2 separate regions of the Homo sapiens genome follow, and region 2 is linked to region 1. A link is a loop called in an ENCODE intact Hi-C map of the cell type or tissue named here. Cell type or tissue: heart left ventricle. All regions are shown on one strand. Each heading gives the region's core, and the rest is flanking DNA. Links, peaks and the distances in the headings are about the cores only. Region 1 overlaps APBB2 (amyloid beta precursor protein binding family B member 2). Region 2 overlaps APBB2 (amyloid beta precursor protein binding family B member 2).

Region 1 (2,808 bases), core at 114-2,613:
CTTCTGGTCGCAAACATCTTGTATAAGAGACACTCACCCCGTAACTGCTAATATATCAATCACACTATTTACCAGGCATTATGTGTTAAGACTTCATATATATTAACCACTTCAATCCTTATAACCACTCCATGGAGAGAAAACTATTATTATCCTCATTTTATAGATGTCATAACAGGCAGCAAGATAGTAAATAACTGCCACATATGTAGCAGGTGGTGAAGCTATTTTGTTTTAAACCTCTCTGAACCTCAGTTCTCTCCTCTCAAAAAATAAAAATATTCTCCCTCTCCCTATCCCTCCCCCTCCCCCTCCCTCTCCCTCCCGTCTCCCCTACGGTCTCCCTCTCCCTCTCCTTCCACGGTCTCCCTCTGATGCCGAGCGGAAGCTGGACTGTACTGCTGCCAACTCGGCTCACTGCAACCTCCCTGCCTGATTCTCCTGCCTCAGCCTGCAGAGTGCCTGCGATTGCAGGCGCGCGCTGCCACGCCGGACTAGTTTTCGTATTTTTTTGGTGGAGACAGGGTTTCGCTGTGTTGGCCGGGCTGGTCTCCAGCTCCTAACCGTGAGTGATCTACCAGCCTCGGTGCCGGGATTGCAGACGGAGTCTCGTTCACTCAGTGCTCAATGTTACCCAGGCTGGAGTGCAGTGGCGTGATCTCGGCTAGCTACAACATCCACCTCCCAGCAGCCTGCCTTGGCCTCCCAAAGTGCCGAGATTGCAGCCTCTGCCCGGCCGCCACCCCGTCTGGGAAGTGAGGAGCGTCTCTGCCTGGCCGCCCATCGTCTGAGATGTGAGGAGCCCCTCTGCCCGGCCGCCCATCGTCTGAGATGTGGGGAGCGCCTCTGCCCCGCCGCCCCGTCTGGGATGTGAGGAGCGCCTCTGCCCAGCCGCGACCCCGTCTGGGAGGTGAGGAGCGTCTCTGCCCGGCCGCCCCGTCGGAGAAGTGAGGAGCCCCTCTGCCCGGCAGCCGCCCCGTCGGAGAAGTGAGGAGCGTCTCCGACCGGCAGCCGCCCCGTCCGGGAGGTGGGGGGTCAGCCCCCGCCCAGCCAGCCCTCCCCTCCGGGAAGGAGATGGGGGACAGCCCCGCCCGGCCAGCCAACCCCTCCGCGAGGGAGGTGGGGGGCAGCCCCCGCCCGGCCAGCCGCCCCGTCCGGGAGGGAGGTGGGGGCCAGCCCCCGCCCGGCCAGCCGCCCCGTCCGGGAGGGAGGTGGGGGGCGCCTCTGCCCAACCGCCCCTTCTGGTAAGTGAGGAGCCCCTCTGCCCGGCCACCACCCCGTCTGGGAGGTGTACCCAACAGCTCATTGAGAACGGGCCATGATGACGATGGCGGTTTTGTCTAATAGAAAAGGGGGAAATGTGGGGAAAAGATACAGAAATCAGATTGTTGCTGTGTCTGTGTAGAGAGAAGTAGACATGGGAGACTCCATTTTGTTCTGTACTAAGAAAAATTCTTCTGCCTTGGGATGCCTTACCCCCAACCCGGTGCTCTCTGAAACATGTGCTATGTCCACTCAGGGTTAAATGGATTAAGGGTGGTGCAAGATGTGCTTTGTTAAACAGATGCTTGAAGGCAGCATGCTCGTTAAGAGTCATCACCACTCCCTAATCTCAAGTACCCAGGGACACAAACACTGCGGAAGGCCACAGGGTCCTCTGCCTAGGAAAACCAGAGACCTGTGTTCACTTGTTTATCTGCTGACCTTCCCTCCACTATTGTCCTATGACCCTGCCAAATCCCCCTCTGCGAGAAACACCCAAGAATGATCAATAAAAAAAAATAAAAATAAAAATAAAAATATTTACCTCACATGGTTACTATGTAGAAATGGAATAAACATACAAAAAGCAATTTAATATAGCACTTAGATTCTCCCTCCCTCCTAGTATTTCTGGGATCATTCCAAGGTACAATACAGAAACTTTTAATTAGACAGGAACAAGGAGATAAGAGAGATGCTTAGAATTCCTTCACATATGCTGCCTCATTTGTGTGTCACAACACCCTTTGGGAAAGAAGTAAATATCACCATCCCCATTTTACAGATGAGAGATTAGGGAACTGGCACACGCATGGACATTCTGCTGGTGACTGAAGTAGGATTCAAATTCACACATGCATATTGTTTTTCCAGAGGGTTTTAAGGGGTTGGAGGACAGGGGTAGCCAAGACTTCTAGTTCCCTTCATCTTTCCTATGTAGCCATTCCTACAAATTCCACACGTCACCTGCAAGTTGCCAATGTTACCTTTCCCTGGAAAATCAAGCCTGAAAACCATAGTCGAAGATAAAAATAGGTACAGTCACAGTTACTAACCATGCACAATTAGCAACTCTTCTAATAAGAAATAAGGAAGAGGGAGGGAGAAGGAATGGAAGGAGAAGAGGAAGGAAAGAGAAAGGGAGAAATGGTCATGAAACAGAAGTCCAAATTGTCAAGCTCTACGTTCTCTCATCCACGTCAGGATTTTTTTCCACAAAGGTATCAGCTACTTATCCTGGAACAACCTGCTGTTCCTTCTCAGCCCTTCAGCTGGGACCTGCATTTAGAAGCCTCCAAGAAGACATACCTGGCCAGGGTCACATTTCTCAGAAAGGCGGCAGCAGGAAGAGTTGAGCCCGGAGGCCACCACCAGGAACAGGGTGTTTCCCTCGACACAGGATGCAAGTTCACAAAGAAACACCAAGGACCTCCTCTATCTCCAGCTACAGTCTCCTGCTTTCCTCAACAGAACTTAAGGGCAGGAAGGAAAGCGGAAGTCAGGAATCAGGGCCAGGGAAGCTAAAACAAAGGCGGGTCTCTAAAA
Region 2 (2,808 bases), core at 269-2,768, 55 kb after region 1:
GAAAGTAGACTATAATGTAATATACTCATCTTCCCAGTTTTGTTTATAAGAAAAAAGACTAGAAAGAAAAAAAAAGCCAACATTTGAAAAACTGCTAGTTACAAATGGTAGAATTACAACAGAGTAATTTTTACTTTCTTTATATTTTGCATTAGTGGGAACATCCTTTTTACCCCCACTTTAACGTCACATGTGAATCCAGCCAATAGAATGAAGGCTAGCCAAAAAAACAAGAACATCAGGAGCTTCCTTGTCAATCACAAGTATTAATAGGTCCAGTCATGCGGCTGGACCTCTGAAAGTGTTTTCTATCTCATAATTCAAGGACAAATACAGTCCGTCCCAATAGGGATGTTTAAAGTTTATAAACCCATTACAGAGGCCAAAATATAATTTGCTTTTACAGGCTAATACAGTCATGGATTTAGTAAAATCCAGTTGAAAGATTTTTAATTATATAATTGTATCTAAGCTGTCCTAATATCTGAAAGAAATTTCATTCTGAATAAAGAAATTGTATTCTGGATAAAGCTCCTTTCAAACAAGATCAAGATTAAACAAATACAAAGAGGGATGCATTTGGGCATGCGGATAAACTTCCAGTTTGAGGAGTTTTAAATAGCAAGTAAGAAAAGAGAGATTGGTCTTTGTAACCTCCAAAAGAACGTGGCTATATTAAAATTTTCCCAATAACAAAACTGACTTTAAATACTTGCCAAAAACAGTGACTCTTTTAGTCATGAGTGTGCTTAGTTTAATCCCACACACTGATATCACATTAAGAACTGAAGGCTGAGGATATACAGGAATCAAGGGCCAATTTGGGACAACTTGGCCACCACACATCTGAGTTCACTCACCCATGCTTGGCTAGGAGTACATTTATTTTATTTTTAATCTATTCATTTTTTTTCTTTCTAACTATTATTTTAGGTTCAGAGGCACATATGCAGGTTTGTTATCTGGATAAATTGTGTGTCGTGGGGGTTTGGTATGCAGATTATTTTGTACGCAGGTAATGAGCATAATACCCAATAGGTAGTTTTGCAATCCTCACCCTCCTCCCACCCTTGGCCCTGCCACTCTCCTCCCTCAAGTGGGTCCCAGTATCTACTGTTTCCATCTTTGTGTCCATACATACTCAATGTTTAGCTCCCACTTACAAGCGAGAATGTGTGGTATTTGGTTTTCTGTTCCTGTACTAATTCTCTTAGGATAATGGCCTCCAGCTCCATCCATGTTGCTGCAAAGGACGTGATTTAGTTCTTTTTTACGGCTGCATAGTATTCTAGTGTGTATATGTACCACATTTTCTTTCTCCAGTCCACTGTCAAGGGGCACCTGAGTTGATTCCATGTCTTTGCTATTGTGAGTAGTGCACTAGCAGCATATTTAAGTGATGTGTCCCTTTTCACTTTCAATTTAGCTTTCCTGGCATACCTGCACACCCAGTAACTACTTCATATAGGGCAGTTACTTTAATAGGACTCCCACTCTCAAGAATGTGCTGAGGATTGAAAGTCAGTGGTTGTATGTGTAGGAGAGGGTGGTAGTTTTGTTTTATAAAATTATAAAGCAGTTAACATTCAGCATACATAGCTGAATAATAACCATATCCCTGATATACAATGCATAGATGTATAGTCTATTTTTGTTTTGTTTTTTACTTCCAAAAATGCTGACACCGATGAAAAACAAAAACAAACCCTTATGTTTCAAATGTGCTTTTGTATTTTTTAGCATTTTCATATAGGTTCTCTACCAAATTACTACATGTTTTGTTTCATTTTAGCAAATAGAAAAGGCAAAATAAATATTTTAATTATGCTATTATATATAAAAATATCATGGAAGAAATATGGAGCTCCAGACAAATCAGTCAATTTAAGGTTTACAGCCTCCTCAGAGACTCTATCATTATATCAAATGCACAATGATTGTTTTGGAAATTTTGAAATTCCTGGCTTTTGTGTCCCACAAGTTGCTGCCTAAAATGCTGCGCATATGCACCTTTAATAATTAACCAAATATTGGCCAGGCGCAGTGGCTCACGCCTGTAATCCCAGCACTCTAGGAGGCCAAGGCGGGCAGATCACAAGGTCAGGAGATTGAGACCATCCTGGCTAACACAGTGAAACCCCGTCTCTACTAAAAATACAAAAAAAATTAGCCAGGTGTGGTAGCGGGCGCCTGTAGTCCCAGCTACTCAGGAGGCTGAGGCAGGAGAATGGCGTGAACCCGGGAGGCGGAGCTTGCGGTGAGCCCAGATAGCGCCACTGCACTCCAGCCTGGGCGACAGAGCGAGACCCCGTCTCAAAAAAAAAAAAAAAAGAATTAACCAACTATTATAATCAACCAGAAAATCCAGAGACTGTGTCCAATTATGAGTATTCAAAATAAAAACTATGAATCTTAATTTTTCAAAGACATGCTGAGATATACATTCACATATACATACCTTACACTGACTCTGAAAATACAGAGCAGTTAGGAACTCTTGGCATGGAAACTACACATCTTAAATTGCTTTAAGAATTAGCATATGTATAGCTCAGGGGAATAAATTATCTTACCATTAATGGATATAAAAAAGGGTAACCAATTTTCAGAGTCTACCTAGAAAACACACAGAAACTATATTCTCAGGCTCTCTAAGTCACTTCTGGGGCAGAATTCCAATGTTATCTAAGTTAATCTTTGGCACTATCTCATTTCCCTTTGTGCATTCCTCTTCAACCTCTAGCCCAAAGCCCAAAGACCTTCACTTTGGATGGCCTTCTCCCTTCATTGGTGAACATCTAAAACTCT

The links. A loop is a pair of places that touch in the nucleus more often than their neighbours do. Peaks named below come from ENCODE experiments on the same cell type or tissue, not always from the same donor. Only the 100,000 strongest peaks of a DNase experiment are listed, where the experiment ranks them.
Region 2: a loop joins it to region 1, with 1.8 times the contacts of the local background. A loop is called at or near these places in 7 of 110 quality-filtered maps.

The regions. Positions count from the first base shown.
Region 1 is chr4:41,048,342-41,051,149 of GRCh38, forward strand. All of the region lies in intron 4 of APBB2 (amyloid beta precursor protein binding family B member 2), which reads right to left. Among named protein-coding and RNA genes, the nearest start is that of APBB2, 160 kb to the right of the region's middle. In heart left ventricle, for the core only: no CTCF peak of the experiment used is centred there; DNase peaks (open chromatin) are centred at 440 and 1,075; H3K4me3 peaks cover 2,390 bases; H3K27ac peaks cover 2,269 bases.
Region 2 is chr4:41,103,571-41,106,378 of GRCh38, forward strand. All of the region lies in intron 2 of APBB2 (amyloid beta precursor protein binding family B member 2), which reads right to left. Among named protein-coding and RNA genes, the nearest start is that of APBB2, 110 kb to the right of the region's middle. In heart left ventricle, for the core only: no CTCF peak of the experiment used is centred there; no DNase peak of the experiment used is centred there; H3K27ac peaks cover 520 bases.